2 separate regions of the Homo sapiens genome follow, and region 2 is linked to region 1. Evidence: chromatin loops called from intact Hi-C (ENCODE). Cell type or tissue: ascending aorta. All regions are shown on one strand. Each heading gives the region's core, and the rest is flanking DNA. Links, peaks and the distances in the headings are about the cores only.

Region 1 (8,332 bases), core at 222-8,221:
GGTGAGGCTGGCATCCCTCCACTTTGAGACTGAGGTAGGGAGAACTGCAGCACATCTCAGACCTGCCTGGATTCCTGTGCCATTTTGCTTCATTCAGCACATGCCCTTTGAGCAGCCTGGGGCATGTGCACCCATTGGAAGAGGATGCCTTTGGGTTTAATAACTTGTGCGTTTAATAATCAGCCTTTTTGGCTGAGTGATATGGCAGCAGCAGATTGATTTTATTGGGGCAGAAAAAGAGTTGTGTGCTTTTCCGGGTAGCCCTGAGTCACAGACCGCCAATTTGTTATCTGCACATATGTGCAGTCAGCTGTGCACAACGTCCTCTTCCCTGCCCAGCTGCTCTGGTGTGATTCATTCTACAAATATTTGAGTACCTACTGTGTTCCAGGCACAGGACAAAGTACCAGGGGAAGATACATTGATGAGCAGAAACAGACCTGAGCCCTGACTTCATGGGCTTTGTGAGGTTGTGGGGAAAACAGGCATTAAGCAAATGAGGGTAACATTATAATCAGTGTAAGGCTATGAAGAGCAAGTACATGGGGCTACTGAAGCAGGTACTAGAGAGATTTGACCTAAGCTGGAAGTCCAAGGAAGGTTCCCAAAGAAGCGGCAAGTGAGCTGAAGGAAGGCCAAAGGTGTGAGGAGTGGGTGAGGGCCGGACCCGACTCTTGTGCCATCCCCTGAGCCCAACACCCTTCCTTCTTTTCCTTGGTCCTTTAGGAGGCAGTTAATCCTCTTGCAGTCAGTCTTGTTATAATTTCAGATGTATTTTATTTCTTTTCAATTGCATAGGTTTCAGGGCAAAAATAGAATATGGCCTCTACTTTAGGAGTTCAACAACAATGCAGCCACTTGTTGAATATCAACTGTGTGCATTTTCATTGAATCCTCTCAACCCTGGAAGGTCAGTATTAGGATTCCCAGGCGAAGAAACTGAGGCTCGGAGAAAGGCTAAGTAACTTGGGCTTTTGTCTCCTGTTGGTTACTGATTAGAAAGCTGGGATTTTAACCCTATGGCCCATTGCCAAACACTCTTGTGTCCTCTGCCTCTCCCTCTCAGAGACAGCTTTGTGGCTTGACCTGGGGATCCAACAACTATCTCCATGTCACGTCCATGGGAAAATGCAACCTGAGTTCCAACCCTCCAACTTGAAAATGAACTTTTGGCGCATGGCCTGTTTGTCGGTTGAGGGCTGTTGTCTTAATTCTGTGTCAGAGAGGCATTGAAAATCCAGAATTAATGGAAGATGGTCTTGGAAATAGTCACTTGAGGTGAGTGACAATGGACCAGATGAAAAGAAAGTCAATTTCACCCCTGTTGTGGCCAGTATACCTGTGGAGCGTGGGGAAGAGAAATGGGTGTGGGCTGGTAACTTTTAATTATTTAGAGTTAAGTCTCTAATTTTTGTGCGCTTTTTTAATGAGTGGGCTCTGGGTAGGGGTAATCTATGCTAGTTACTTCATCTATCTGAGCCTCAATCTCCTCTGTAAAATGGGATAATGCAGCTTATCTACTTCAGCACTGCTGTGAGATTCAAATGAACTACAGAGCCTTAGGATTAGAAGAGGGTATCAACATTTGATATATTATCAAATGTATTAAGATAATACACTTGAAAGTGTTTTGTAGGCCTGTGTATATGATGCTACTTTTGTTGATCTACCACCGTGGTTCATGTTATTATTAATAGCACAACACACTGGTTCTTAAACTTGAGCTGGATCAGAATGACCTGGAAGGCTTGTTAAGACACAGATTGCTGGGTCCCTCCCCCAGAATTTCTGATTCAGAAGCTCTAGGGTGGGGCCAGAGGATTTTTATTTCTAACAGGTTCCCAGGCAATGCTGCTGGGCTGGTGACCACACCTGAAGAACTACACTACCCAGATCTGGAGCCACCAGGCCCAGCTGGTGCCTCAGACCTAGACAGTGACAGGTAAAACCCACTGACCTTGGTGGGGGGTGGGTGTGGATGTCAATTCAGGGCTATCGTGTGGCCAGACAGAGCTGAGTTGGCATTGGCGACCCTAGGTCAGGGACTGTGATGTCTGGAGTAGGGTGGAGGCAGCTACTCTGCTCTCTTGGGTCCCTGAGGACTTAATATGGCCGCTGGCAGTCACCATTTCTCGGGGCTATGGTTTATGGTGCAGAAGGTACCTCTCTCATAGGGTGCGTTAGGCCAAATTTGGATAGACCTATCCACACTGGTGAACTCCTTCATTCTTGAGGCTAACTCAGCTCCATCCAAGCTCAAGCACCCTTGGGCTTCTGTAAAGAAATCATCTTCTTTCTAATGATTTTCCAAGGGTGCAGTAAAGGGAGCAGCCGCATTAATTCTGGGGCTGGGTGGCTGATCCTGTCTCATATCCTGTCCCTCATCCTAAGAGATTTCCTACTTCCTGCTCCAGCCACACTCCTTCCTGCCCCCCAGCCCGTGTGTGATTTCTGCTTAAATCTCTTTCTTAGTTGAGATAGACAACTTTTTAAAAAATTACCCCCCATTTCAGAATAGGGCAGGCTGGAGCAGGCTAGCAGCAATTTTTGTATTTTTGGGATCATATTGAGTGGGATCATTAAAGTCACCCCGAGAAATGGTGACTGCCAGTGGCCATATTAAGTCCTGAGGGACCCAAGGGAGCAGAGTAGCTGCCTCCACCCTACTCCAGACATCACAGTCCCTGACCTAGGGTCGCCAATGCCAACTCAGCTCTGTCTGGCCACACGATAGCCCTGAATTGACATCCACACCCACCCTCCACCAAGGTCAGTGGGTTTTACCTGTCATATTGAGTGGCTTGCTAAAGATGCAGATTCCCTGGCTATCCCCTCAAAGGTTTTAATTTCTCAGGTCTGGAGAGATCGCAGAAATTCTGATGCAGGGGTCTGAGAAACATACTTAGGGAGATAATCCAAGAGAATTGGACCTGCTTTTCAGTCTGCTGACAAGTGGATACCACTTTACTCCAGCTACCCAGTGCCCACGAGCCCCTGCTTGGACATCTGTCCTCTTTAGAGTCTGTGCCTGAAAGCCTATGCCCCATATTTGAGAGATGAAGCTGTAGTGTGGGAGGGGAGTGGGGCTTGCTTAATGGTTGCCTTCTTGGTTAGCCAGCTTCAGAGTTTCCATTATGGCCTGTAAAGAGGTCTTTTTACCTGCAGTGTCTTCCATCGATATTCTGCCTCATATACACTCTACTTCTGCCTCAAGGCCCAGTATGAATCTGAAGTCGAAGTGACTTTTGTAGCCCATACTTGGTTCCTGCTCACAACTTCTCTATGAATGATGATGGGTCTTCTGGTTTTTCTTTTGCCTTGTATGGCTGTCTGATTAGCTTCCATTGGGCTGATTTTATCTCTGAAATTATATTGTAAGCATCATGAAGGTTGTGGGGTCTGCATGGTGTTGGGCATACAGTTATCGATGATTATGGATAACTTGGTTCACCGTGATGTTTCTGGGGTGGAGTGACCACTGTTTGATACCTGGTTTGACAGATATCAAAACCATGGCAATAAGGGTCTAGAATTGGCTTGATCTCCACAGTATCTCTTAGATGCAAAGATGTTTTAGGTATAGGGCTTTGAGTATCAGTGCCATCAAATAGTACTTCCAGGGGGAACCCCAGACAAGTCTGGGTCCTAAGTGAAACCAGAGGTTTTAGCCAGAAATAAACCAGCATCAGGAAGGGAGCTGGTCAAACACTGTTCCACTGCATCAGTGGGTGGCAGAGGTTGCTGGCAGGACAGAGTTAGCTGGCATCAGTCATGGCAGAAGATGACTCATAAGGCTAGTTGAATGTGTGTGTATGAGTTTGTGTGTGTCAGAGACAGAGAGAAAAAAGATTCTTACTTCAAACGGCATTCTTCCTGTGTCTCCCGAGGATGTATTTTTTCCCCTCAGATGTTTCTTTTTTTCTACATAATAGTCAATGTTCAAGATTGTGTAAAAAAAAAAAATTAGGAAATAATCCAAGAACCCAATATTCAAAAGGGCCTGGGCAGACTGTCAGCATTTTGTCAATGGCTCTTTCTAGCCTGGGTTGCTTGTGTGGTAGCATGCCAGATCTATCCAACAAGATTGCCACTTGCTTTGCCTGTTCTTTGCTCTCAGTCTAAATAACTTCTCAATTCATTCTAGTCCTTTTAAATTTTCATGGCTTGCTGCATTTCGTTAGCTCACTTAAAATGAGAACATGGAATCAATACAGTACAACCACAGACCCAAAGATGGTTAGACTTAAAAGAGTCCTTTCTAGATGGTCCCATGTGGCCAAGGGAGATCTTAAGCTCCTTGGTGTAAAGGTCCTCAGCCCAGGTGTCCCATGTCTGGTGAATTTAATTTTCTTCTTTCAGCCCTGCACCTGCCATCCTTGCAATCCTGCTTTCCCTCTGTTCTTCCCTCAGCCAAACTGATGTGTGGTCTATAGAGAGAAATAGGTTTCTCAGGCCTGAGGTAGCTGGAACCATTTAAGTACAAGGAATCCAGTGTGGAAAGGGGTGTTGTTCAGATTGCATTTAAAAATGGGTTGGGAATAACACTGGCTGTGAAAACATTATCAAAAATCTGCAAAATCAACACTCTTTCTTCCTGGTAAACATGAAGGGCTCGGCAGCTGCACCTCCCTCACGTGTGTTTGGCCAACTGCTGCTTGGGACATTGTGCCTCCCTCAGCGGCTCATGGGTGCTGATTGGAGCCAGGATTGGCTCTTTGCTGGATCGAAAGGTGTCTCAATGCTCTGAAATGCCATACCAGTCAAGGGTGCAGTTGAACTTAACGGTAGCGTATACCCGTCCATCTGGGTTACATGCGCCCCACATCCCTGTTGAGGTTTCACTGCGTCAAGACCCAGGGCAGGCAGAACTGACCCTCCTGCTTAGGCAAAGGTGACTTATGGGTGATTTCTTTCCATCAGAATCCTCACCCTCTCAGTCACCGCATAACCTTATACAAGAGAATTTGTTTATTTCGGAGAATCAGCCCACACACAGGTTTGAAGCAAGTCCAAAAGGAACATTTGCCACTGTGTGAAACTTGTCTCATCTTGCTGCTCTTCGATGAGAACTGGTCCACTACTTCGCCCTGACCCCCGAAGTTGCCAATATCATTTGTGGAAATCTTACTGTTTGGAAATTTACTGGTTTCCCCGAACAGGAGCTATTTGCCTGAGTTTCTTTTAGAGAAAGCTGAACTGCCTTTTTGGCACTCCTTGTCTTCCTTTTTTTTTTTTTCCCATGTATCTTCATAAGTAGATGGCTTGGAAATAGTTACCAAGAAGAATACAGCTGTGTACTCCAGTCTAATTTCCTGGAGCGTGAGCCATGTCAAAGGGCTCGGATTCTGTTTTTGACATGGACTCAGGGATGTGCTGCAGATACAGTAGCAGGTGGGCTGATTTCAGGGGAGCATCTAACCGGAAAAGCATCTAACCAGGAACCTGTGGCTGAAATTGGATGTGGGGGCTGGATGATAAGGCTACAGGTAGATGCAGTGTTGGCTGAATTATTAGATCAGATTTACATCCTCGATTCAGAAAGCTTCTTATGGTACTTAGAATTGTGCCTGGACCTGCCTGGACCTGTCCTGGTCTTTTTTTTTTTTTTTTTTTTTTTTGAGACAGTCTCGGTTGGTTGCCCAGGCTGGAGAGCAGTGGTACAATGTCGGCTCACTGCAACTTCCGCCTCCTGGGTTCAAGCAATTCTTGGGCCTTCAGCCTCCCAAGTAGCTGGGACTACATGTATGCGCCACCATGCCTGGCTAATTTTTGTACTTTTAGTAGAGATGGGGTTTTGCTCTGTTGGCCAGGCTGGTCTCGAACTCCTGATCTCAAGTAATCTGCCTGCTTTGGCCTCCTAAAGTGCTGCGATTACGAGCGTGAGCCACCACGCCTGGCTGTGGTCATTTTTGATCAGACGCTGGAGCTCTGGAGGGCAGCCCTGTGAAGTGGGCAGATCTCTCAGAGCTGGGAGAGAGAGCTTACACTTCAAAGAGTGATCAGCACCTAACAGCTCTTTTAACATGTGTCTAGCATCTAGGTTACAAAAAAATCCTGTATGTGTAGGATGGGGGTGACCTGATTTTTAAAGAAGCCCTTGTGAAGAAAGACCCATTTTGGATGACCAGAAAAAGGAGAAGGCCCTTCTTAGAGGGCTGGAGGAAGAGGTGGTTCTTTAGCAGCATGCTCTGATAGCTTTGGGTTTGTCTTCTGGGGCAGTTGACTCTCCTGAATGGGGTGATGCTGGGCTGGTACCTCAGGAGCAGAGTAAGTTGGCTCTGACACTAGCCCTCTTCCTACTAGCCGTCTCTCCTCTAGAAAACTACCCTCTCCCTGATGCAAGGCCTCTTCCATGTCTATACTGGCTTCTCCAGGCAGGAGCTAGGGCTTTTCTCATTTCTGAGAGTTTCCAACTCAGTCCCAAAGGCTGCAACTGCCTTTGATGTTGAGAAACGACAACGACAAAAACAAGCAAGAAACAAGGCAGCAACATAGGCTTTAGGAGACAGACGTATCAACAGGCTGGGCGTGGTGACTCATGCCTGTAATTCCTGCACTTTGGGAAGCCAAGATGGGAGGATCGATTAAGGCCAGGAGTTCGAGACCAGCTTGGGCAACATAGTATGACCCCCATCTCTGCAAAAATAAAAGTAGAATTAGCTGGGTGTAGTGGTGCATGCCTGTAGTTGGAGTTACTTGGGAGGCTGAGGTGGGAGCATGGAGCATCCCTTGAGCCTGGGGTGTTGAGGCTGCAGCAAATCATGATCTTACCGCTGCACTTCAGCCTGAGCAACAGCATGAGATCCTGTTGCTCAGGAAAAGAAAAAGAAAAGTTATAAACAGAAGGCTTTGTATTTCAGTTTATAACTTAAAAATAAGGAGCACTTAATTCGATTCTGCAAATGTGGAGTAATAAGAATGTGATCTTAGTTCCACATTGCATCAGGTTACAGGTGGCACAGAAAAGATACAGGTGTGAGAGCGGAATAAAACAGGAAGTTGGGGTGGAGAGGAAAGCTAGTGACAAGTAGGGTTGTAGGGAGAAGGAGAAAGCAAAGACAGGCTTGCATGGAACGAGATAAATGTGCATGAGCAGGCTTGTGAGCAGAGTTAGAAAACAGCACAATTTGAGGTGGAACCAGTTTGTAGTAAGGATCTTCTCTTAATGCTGTAATTTATGTCCAGAAATTCTGAAAAATTACATCTTCGCTTTCATTTTTTTTCCACTTTAAAAATTTTTGACAGAGTCTCACTGTGTTGTCCAGGCTGGTCTCAAATTCCTAGGCTCAAGTGATCCTCCCCAGTAGCTGAGACTATAGGTGTGAGCCACCATGCCTGGTAATACCTTCACTTTCCAAAAACTTTTGACAACCTGACATACCTACCTGTCCTTTTAGAATGAACGCTTGATACTGACTGATGGTACTGTAAGAAGCAAAGACCCTATTTATTTAATAATCTTCAAAATAAAATGCTTTTTCTCAGGACTTCAAGACCAGCCTGGCCAACATGGTGAAATCCTGTCTCTACTAAAAATACAAAAATTAGCTGGGCATGGTGGCAGGTGCCTGTTATCCCAGCTACTTTGGAGGCTGAGGCAGGAGAATCACTTGAACCTGGGAGGTGGAGGTTGCAGTGAACTGAGATTGCACCACTGCACTCTAGCCTGGGAGGGAGAGTGAGAATCTGTCTCAAAAAAAAAAAAGCTTTTTCTCCCCCAGACAAAAACCTTATTGTCTTTAGATGAGCCCAAAGAGTTAAAGAAAATTGTCTGTATTGATACACGAATATACATATATGCATACATAAAAAGAGAAAAGGAAATACTTTCATATCATCCAGCAGTTTTTTTCTGGGTGGTAATTTTATGACTATTTTTTCTTTTTTTGGTGGGGGGAAGGGTGAGTTATTTTCTATCTTTTTAAAAACAGTGAACAGTATTACTTTAATCAGAAAAGGAGTTATTAAGATATAGTGCTCTGGTTGAAACATATGGATAAACAATATTTAAATACAGTATTATTATTTACCTAAAGTGTTATTTACTTTTTATAGCTTAAGTTTGGAAATGCATGCATTTAGTGTATATTAGCCCTTCCCCTGCTTTCTTCTAGCTTTTAAAATTTGTAATTTTTACCAGAGTTACACAGGCATAGAGTTTCAAGAATCCAATATTTCTACATGACTGCAGTCTCCGACACCGTCACCGTTAGCCCCCTGCTGCCCCGGTGGCAGCCACTTTAAAATCTTAGCTGATTCTTTTGATATTTACTTCCACATTTGATAGTAACCTGTATGTTTTACTACCTTTTGGACATCATCTGTTAACTTA
Region 2 (8,332 bases), core at 20-8,019, 67 kb after region 1:
AGGCAACAGAGTGAGACTCCATCTCAAAAAAAAAAAAAATTGTAATCACAAATGTCACACAGACTTATACCCTGCTGTAGTCACCTAATCTTACGAGAAGTCTTTTCCCATGTTGTATGGTCTATGTTAGTTATTCTCATAACTGTTCAACAGTCCCCACAGTGGGTATGTGGTCAGGTAATTAGCCCCTGTGTTATTGAACACCAGAGGATTTCAAGGCTTTCACTATTACTAATAAAGCTATGGTAAACATCTCTGTATGTATAGCATTATTGTCATTCAAGCTTCTTTCTTTAGACTAGATTCTCCTAAAGCACAGGGATACGAGGTGCATAGCTCTTGGTGTGTATTGCTGAAGATAATGATAAAAATGTAGTGTCATTGGCTGTGTAGGAAAAAGCCAATGTCTTTGCATTTGCCCACATTGTTAGTTTTAAAAAATTTTTGGACTAATATAAGAAGTAGAAAAAATGGTTAGTCATTATTTTAATATATTTTTTAACTAGTTGGGTTAAGTAAACGTTTTCTCATAGATTTGTTTATTATTTGCATTTTGTCTTCTGGGAATCATTTCTTCACGTATCTAAAAATATTTTTCTTGGCAATTAGTATGATTACATTAGATTAAGGATATTAACCCGTCTATCTTGTTTGCTGCAAGCCATGCATTTTAATATGTTAGACAATGTAATATATAATTACAAATTATCCCCTAAATTCTGTTGTTTGAAGCACAAATAATACTGCATTTATAAGACTTGAAACTGTTTGGGGGGCTGAATTTGCTTATTGGGTTGGAAGTCAACATTTTATATTTATTTAAAAGCTCCACTCAAGTATAAAAGGTAAAAAAAAAAATGATTGCAGATTTATTGGTGGTGAATGTTCTAGCTCCAGATCTGCCCCTTCTCTGGCATGGACCTGGAACGAGAGTTTGATATTGGTAGTGGAGTTTGGGCATGGGCTTTCTGAATATTGTGATCATAAATAGGTCTTATTAAAATGAGTTCTTGGCTGGGTGTGGTGGCTCACGCCTGTAAATCCCAGCACTTTGGGAGGCCGAGGCGGGTGGATCACTTGAGGTCAGGAGTTCAAGACCAGCCTGGCCAACATGGTGAAACCCCATCTTTACTAAAAATACAAAAAGTAGTCAAGGTGGCACGTGCTTATAATCCCAGCTACTTAGGAGACTGAGGCACGAGAATCACTTGAACCCAGGGGGTGGAGGTTGCAGTGAACCGAGATTGTGCCACTGCACTCCAGCCTGGATGAGGGGGCAAGACTCTGTCTCCAAAATAAAAGAGTTCTTCATCTTCATGACTTTTAATAGGGATCAAAACCAAAACTATTTCTAGCCAGTGTAACTACAGAAAATAAAATAAAATAAAAAGTAGATGAAAATAAAAACCTTTAGTTTTTGTTGGGCCAATGCATCTGGCTATTGGGATTGGCCTTAAATTTGGGGAGATGAGGGAAAGGGCATTAGTGGGAAGCAACAAGGTTAAAGGCTTAGAAATGGGAACTCTTGTCAGAATTCAGTAGGAATAGCAAGTGTGGTACATGTGGAGTTTAGGGCTCATGGGAGGATGTGAGGGAGATGAGACTGGAAAAATAACTGGGACATGATCCTGCAGGGTCTTATGGCACATTAAATTAGGACTTGAATTTTTAGATCAGTGTTTCCAAAAGTGTGACATTTGAGGTGATTTTAGAAGGTATGTCATTGAACATTGGAAAATTTTGGTATTTATTCATTCCTTATTCTCTCTGTCATGCAGAATTTATTCCTTTTCCTTTTGTGCTCCCATGACACTTAAGCCAGATTGCTAGCAGAAGGGTTATCCCATTGTACTATATTTAAATGGACCACATCTGCCACCCTACAGCCCTGTGTTGGCCTCAAAGACAGCAATCCTGTCTGATCATGTTGGTCTCCCCTGGGCCAAGCACTTTCCTGGGTGCAAAGTAGGTACTAAAGAAATGTTTTTGAGCTGTATCATCAGGCCTGTGTTTTAGATATAATATTCTTTCCGGAAGCCTTGCTGCCTTTCCCTTGCCTGCCATACTGCCCAGCCAACCCCTCTGAGTGTATAGGAGCCCTGCGGAGTTTTTTTCCCCATTGAAATTTGACCCAGGTTGAATTGAAAGTTGGGGAGTGCATAGGTGGGTGCCAGCACAGTGGCTGGAGGGGGCTCATGGAACCTCCTTCCAACACAGCTGGAAAACCAGGAAAATGGGCTGGGTAACCTATATAGATGCTTCTGGTTCTAAAGAAGTGAGCATGTAGTTGGAACAGAATAAAGACCAGCTGAGGGCCCTCTGGCTCCCTAAACTCCTGAAGAACTGCAGAGGCCCTGTTCTAGAAGGATCCTCATGGCCCAGTGTAAATCAGTTTACAGTGACACTTAGAAATCAAGACCAGAAAGTGTGGGGAGGAGGAAGGAGTTAACTGTCTTAAATGCAGTGGAAAGATCAGTGAAGCCTGGACCAGTGCAGAAACCGTTGGACTTGGCCATGCGTGTGCACTGGAAGTCTTTCTGAAGGCCATTTCAGATAATTGGTTAGAACGGAAACTGAGTTGGAGGGACTCCAGGAGGAAATGAGAGGATGTGGAGGATGGCCTTTCTGATGTGTTTTCCTATTGCTCCCTCTCCAGAAACATTGGTCTTTTTACAGAAACTTCGTGCTTGTTGTGTTCTGAGCTCCCAGGAGTGTCATGGGATTCTAGACTGAAGTTAATGTCAGGGTCAAGTTTATCCCACTTTCTTCCCCTTGAACGGAAGTATCAGCGACTCAGTGTTTATCCTTTCTGGCTTTCTGAAGAGCCTTCTGCACCCTTTGCAATAATGTAGAGGGTGCATTTGAAGAGAAGTGACATTAATAGAGATTGAGAAGAGAAGGAGCTGTTGAAAAATTGGAGAAACGTGGCTCTGCTAGTGGATCTGCAAAGTACAAAGAAATAAGGCCAGGCATTTATTCTGGGGCTCTGTGCGCTGTCTCTATTCTTTTCAAGCTGTTGGAAGTAGCTGTACGTATATAAAATCAAGTCCCAGATTAGATTTTTTTTTTTTTTTTAAATACAGGGTCTCACTCTGTTACCCAGGCTAGAGTGCAGTGAGCAATCTTGGCTCACTGCAACCTCTGAGGCCTCCTGGGTCCAAGTGACCCTCCCACCTCAGCCTCCAGAGTAGCTGGGACTACAGGCGTGCACCACCACACCCAGCTAATTTTTGTATTTTTGGTGGAGACAGGGCATCCCCATGTTACCTAGGCTGGTCTTGAACTCCAGACTCAAGCAGTCTGCCTGCCTCAGCCTCCCAAGTGCTGGGATTGCAGGTACGAGCCATGGCACCCAGTACCAGACTGGGTTTTTTTGTTTTTTTTTGTTTGTTTGTTTTTGTTTTTGAGACAGAGGCTTGTTCTGTCACCCAGGTTGGAGTGCAGTGGTGCGAGCTCAGCTCACTGCAACCTCCGCCTCCCGAGTTCAAGTGATTCTCCTGCCTCTGCCTCCAGAGCAGCTGGAACTACAGGCGTCCACCACCATGCCCGGCTAATTTTTGTATTTTTAGTAGAGATGGGGTTTCACCATGTTGTCCAGGCTGGTCTTGAACTCCTGACCTCAAGCACCGGCCTCCCAAGGTGCTGGGATTCTAGGTGTGAGTCATTGAGCCCGGCCCAAGATTAGATTTTAAAGCTAAGGCATAACCAGCATTTTGTTCAAGTGGGGAGCTGGCTCCCTTTTAAGGAGCCATGGTGGAGTTAAGGAGGCTCTTGATTATCTTGAAGGTAAGACTCTGAAGTTAGGTTCCGAAGGTTAAACAGAGGCGAGAGCAAAGGCCGTGACTGAGCACCTACTGCATGTCCAGTGCTGAGGATGATGCAGTTTTCCTTTCCAGATATTTACAATCTATTGTTGGGGATGGGGGAGCTATGGAGGCAAAACACCATAGTGCATAGGAGAAGCTGGAGCATGCTGGCTAGGAGATTTAAAGGCTGTTTGTTTTCCAAGAACCTTTGCAGGACCTTGAATTCATTTTTACAGACATGCTCAATTTCTTCCTAGTCATATATCCCTAAACTACCCATATAAGGACCTTCTTTCCTTTCCCAGTAACCAACCCATATTTAGTTGATTGTTTTTCAGCTGGAAGCATGAGTATAACTTTGGCTTTTTAGTAATTAATCACTTTGTGTCATCAAAACTTATCTTAGAATTATAGGGTCATGGAATTGGCGGGGTAGGGGGGACAATATGGAATGATTAATTATCTGGATGCTTTCTTAACAACTCTGGCCACTTCACATCTTGTTCTTCTCGTGGAATGTCTGTGTTGATGCCATGGTACTTTGACCAAGTACGGCAGGTCCAAGCAGCTCAAAGCGTGGAATGGCGGTTTGACTCCCCGCTGGCACACCCAAGCTGTGACACTGCATAGGTTCCTGCAACTCACTAGGGGAATTTACTGCCCACTTGCAGTTGTGTCATTTTGCCACTAGATGGTACACTGTTGGTCCTTTTGGCTTTTACCCAAAGGTGCCTGGCTCATTTGGAGGGGACTTGTAAGAGGCATTCCAAAGACGTGCCATCATGTACTCAACCAAATCAGGCTCTTTACAGCTTAGTTTTTAAATAAATATTAAGTGTTAGAGGTTTTTATGTAAAATAAACTCTCAAGTTCTCATCTGATTGTAATGGCCCATATTATCTCTAAATAAACAGCAGGGACTAGACTATGATTTTCAAAGCTTTCAGTGTTCCGGTCAAGCTCAATTTGTGTAGTTTCATGGATGCGTCCTCACTGCCCAGGCTCTGAGCACTTAAGGTTGTAGAGACACAACCACTGCCGAGCCACTTGGGATTCAGATCTGGTCAGCCTCATGTCAGGAGAGAGGAATGAAGATTCTCCTCTTCAGATGAAACCTTGGGGACTTCTCCCTCCCATCTTCTGCTGGTCAAGGTTCTTGGGTGGCAGATAACCAGAAACCACCTCTGGTGAACTCAAACTGAAGAGGGATTTATTGGCAAGATCTTGGGTAGTTCACGGAGTTTATGGAAGGTTGGAGAACTGCACTCAGAACTGGGGCAGGAATTCCAGGAGGCTGAGCTGGCTGGGATCAGAGCCAGAATCAGGCCCTGGAATAGTCTGGATAGGACGTTGCTGCTGTTGCCACAACAGGGGAGGACTGGATGCAGGGCACTGTCCTTGGCACTGCTGCCGTTGCTGCAGTTCCTTTTCTTCAGTCAGCCCATTCATCCTCAGCACTTTTAATTTTATTTTAAACTATCCCTTGTTTGTTAGTATCACCTGCTGCAGATTTAATCACCAGAGTGAGAACACACAACAGAACCTGCTACTCAAAAAGTCCTCGTGTGCAAGAGCTGGTACTCACCTGTGCATTGTCATTGTCACGTACTATCGTCATACTAGCTCTTAAAATATCAAAGTAGTCTCTTAACACCCAGGGTCCATTCTCCTTCTACCCTCTCAGCATCCAGCCATTAAATGGTTAATAGCAGGCACAGGGAGGGGCCTCCCAGAGAGTGCTACAACTGGTGTCTGCTCCAGTTGGTAGACATTTGTGGCAAAATGATGGTTAAATATTTTGAAGATTATCCCTGACTGTGTCTATTTTAGGTTAGTTTGTAAGTAAGGGGGCTGACACTTAGAAGTTAGTAGTTTCTATATTGAGAAATGTGAAATGTGCAAAGGGCTACCCGCATATGACGGTGATTACTTATCATGTATGAGTTGAGGTATCCTTTTTGTTTGGTTCACAAGACATCTCCATTCATTTCTTCTCCAGCCTAAGAATGCTGTGTGCTTTGTACTTGTTTTTTAAATTAAGACGAATTAAACTATACAAAGGGAATTGGTAAATGGATTATGGAGTGTTATTACAATGAAATACAGCCATTAAAATGATGGATATGCTGACTATATAGAATCCCAGAAAAATGTTCATGAAATACTTGATTTAAAAATTAGAACACAAAGCTGTCCAGATATTATGTTTACAATAATGTACTTGCTATTTATGTATCTAAAGGCTAGAAAAAACTTATAAAAGAATGAAAATAGTTTCAGTTAAGATAGCTTCACAGTGGAAACAAAAAGATTTCTTCAATAATGCTTTAAAAATTGAGGAAAGGCCAGGTGCAGTAGCTCACACCTATAATCCCTGCACTTTCAGAGACTGAGGCAGGAGGATCGCTTGAGGCCAGGAGTTGAGGCCAGCCTGGGCAATAGAGAGACCCCATCTCCACAAAATAAAAATTTTAAAAATTAGCCAGGTGTGGTGGTGCATGACTGGTCCCAGCTACTTGGGAGGCTGAGGTGGGAGGATCGCTTGAGCCCAGGAGGTTGAGGCTGCAGTGAGCCGTGATCACACCAGTGCACTCAAGCCTGGGTGATAGTGCAAGACCCTGTCTCAAAAACAAAAACAAAAATAAAAATAAAAATAAGGAATAAAAACCTTAATACAATTGCTCATGAAAATTATTTATAAAATAAAAGCATTTGGATGCTATCACAACAACACTTTTGATCCTGGGAGGCAAACTAAGGTATCAAAAACTTAGGACTGGAAAACATGAGGACATACAGATAACAGCAGGTTGTGTGTTTCTCGATTGAAAGAACAAATGTTTCCACAGCTTAGAGAACCATCTGTGGGGACAGCTATTGAAGGTCATAGATAGTCTCAGATGTATTTGACAGTGACAGAGGCAAAGTTCCTGCTGATTTGGGCTGCAGAGATGGACTTTGAATGATTTCCTCTTCATCCCTAGCATTCTACTCTCTTAATTACAAGGACAGTAAGGCAAAGCAACCATCCAGAAAGGAAACCAGTGTCCAACTTCAGCTTTTTTAAAAGAAAAAGCTAAAGCATGTCTCCTTTTGCAGACCTTCATACCATATCTTCATATCCCTATTACAGAATTCGTGAACCGGGGTTTTTCTCTGTATCATTGCTTCTCACACCTTAAAATGCAAAGGGAGCACCTGGGATTTTGTTAAAATGCCCATTCTGATTCAGTAGGTACAGGAGTCTGAGCTTCTGCATTTTCTTTCCTTTTATTTTTTGGAGTTGGAGTCTCGCTCTGTCACCCAGGCTGGAGTGCAGTGGCACACACGAACTTGGCTCACTGCAACTTCTGCCTCCCAGGTTCAAGCAATTCTCCTGCCTCAGCCTCCCGAGTAGCTAGGATTACAGGCACCCACCACCACACCCGGCTGCTTTTTGTATTTTAGTAGAGACAGGGTTTCACCATGTTGGCCAGGGTGGTCTCAAACTCCTGACCTCAGGTGATCCGCCCATCTTGGCCTTCCAAAGTGCTGGAATTACAGGTGTGACTCACCACACCCGGCCGCTTCTACGTTTTCAGTAAGCTCCCAGCTAATGTGAATGCTGCTGGCCTGTGGACCACACTTGAAATATCAAGGTTCTACATATCCCGAGGACTTGTTTTTCAGATTGTGTGACCTTCAGATGTGTTCAGTAAGACCTTATTAGTCGAGGTATGTACAAGACTTGTACTTTGAAAAAACTATAAAACATTACCAAGAGAAATTAAAGAAGTCCTGGAAAAAGGGAGAGATAGGTCATACTCATGAACTGGAAGACTCAATATTGTTAAAAATGTTAGTTTTCCACAGATTGATCTATAGATTCAACATGATTCCAGTCAAAATCTCAACAGACTTTTTTAGGTAGAAATTGTTAAGGTGGTTTTAAACTTTATATGAAAATGCAAAGGATCTAAAATAGCCAAAATGATTTTGGAAAAAAACTCAAGTTGGAAGACTCACTGTATTAGGCCATTCTTGCACAGCTATAAAGAAATACCAGAGACTGGGTCATTTATAAAGAAAAGGGGTTTAATTGGCTCACAGTTCTGTAAGCTAACTGTACAGGAAGCATCTGCTTGGCTTCTGGGGAGCCTCAGGAAGCTTCCCATCATGGTGGAAGGCGAAGGGGGAGCAGGCGTGTCACACGACAAGAGCATAAGTAAGGGTGCGGGGGGGGGGTGCCACATACTTTTAAATGACCAGGTCTTGTGAGAACTCGCTATTGCAGAGATAGCACCAGGCCATGAGATATCCACCCCCATGATCCAAACACCTCCCACCACGCCCACCTCCAACATCGGGGATTGCATTTTAATGTGAGATTTGGGCAGGGACAAATATCTAAACTCTATCACTCATATTACCTGATTTCAAGGCTATGTAAAACTACAGTAATCAAGACAGTGAGTTATCAGATAAAGACAGCTCACTGAAACAGAAAAGAGTCCAGAAATTGACCCAGCCATATCTAACCAGTTGCT

Evidence for each region. Peaks named below come from ENCODE experiments on the same cell type or tissue, not always from the same donor. Only the 100,000 strongest peaks of a DNase experiment are listed, where the experiment ranks them.
Region 2: it touches region 1 in a loop (2.1-fold over the local background); 4 of 110 quality-filtered maps call a loop at or near these places.

The regions. Positions count from the first base shown.
Region 1 is chr10:95,509,703-95,518,034 of GRCh38, reverse strand. The region is part of intron 1 of SORBS1 (sorbin and SH3 domain containing 1); the gene reads left to right. Among named protein-coding and RNA genes, the nearest start is that of SORBS1, 48 kb to the left of the region's middle. In ascending aorta, for the core only: no CTCF peak of the experiment used is centred there; DNase peaks (open chromatin) are centred at 311, 3,754 and 4,694; H3K4me3 peaks cover 3,009 bases; H3K27ac peaks cover 8,000 bases.
Region 2 is chr10:95,442,214-95,450,545 of GRCh38, reverse strand. The region is part of intron 2 of SORBS1 (sorbin and SH3 domain containing 1); the gene reads left to right. Among named protein-coding and RNA genes, the nearest start is that of SORBS1, 110 kb to the left of the region's middle. RefSeq lists a silencer at 6,580-6,874. In ascending aorta, for the core only: a CTCF peak has its summit at 4,476 (motif pointing right); DNase peaks (open chromatin) are centred at 2,548, 3,736, 4,405 and 5,125; H3K4me3 peaks cover 1,147 bases; H3K27ac peaks cover 8,000 bases.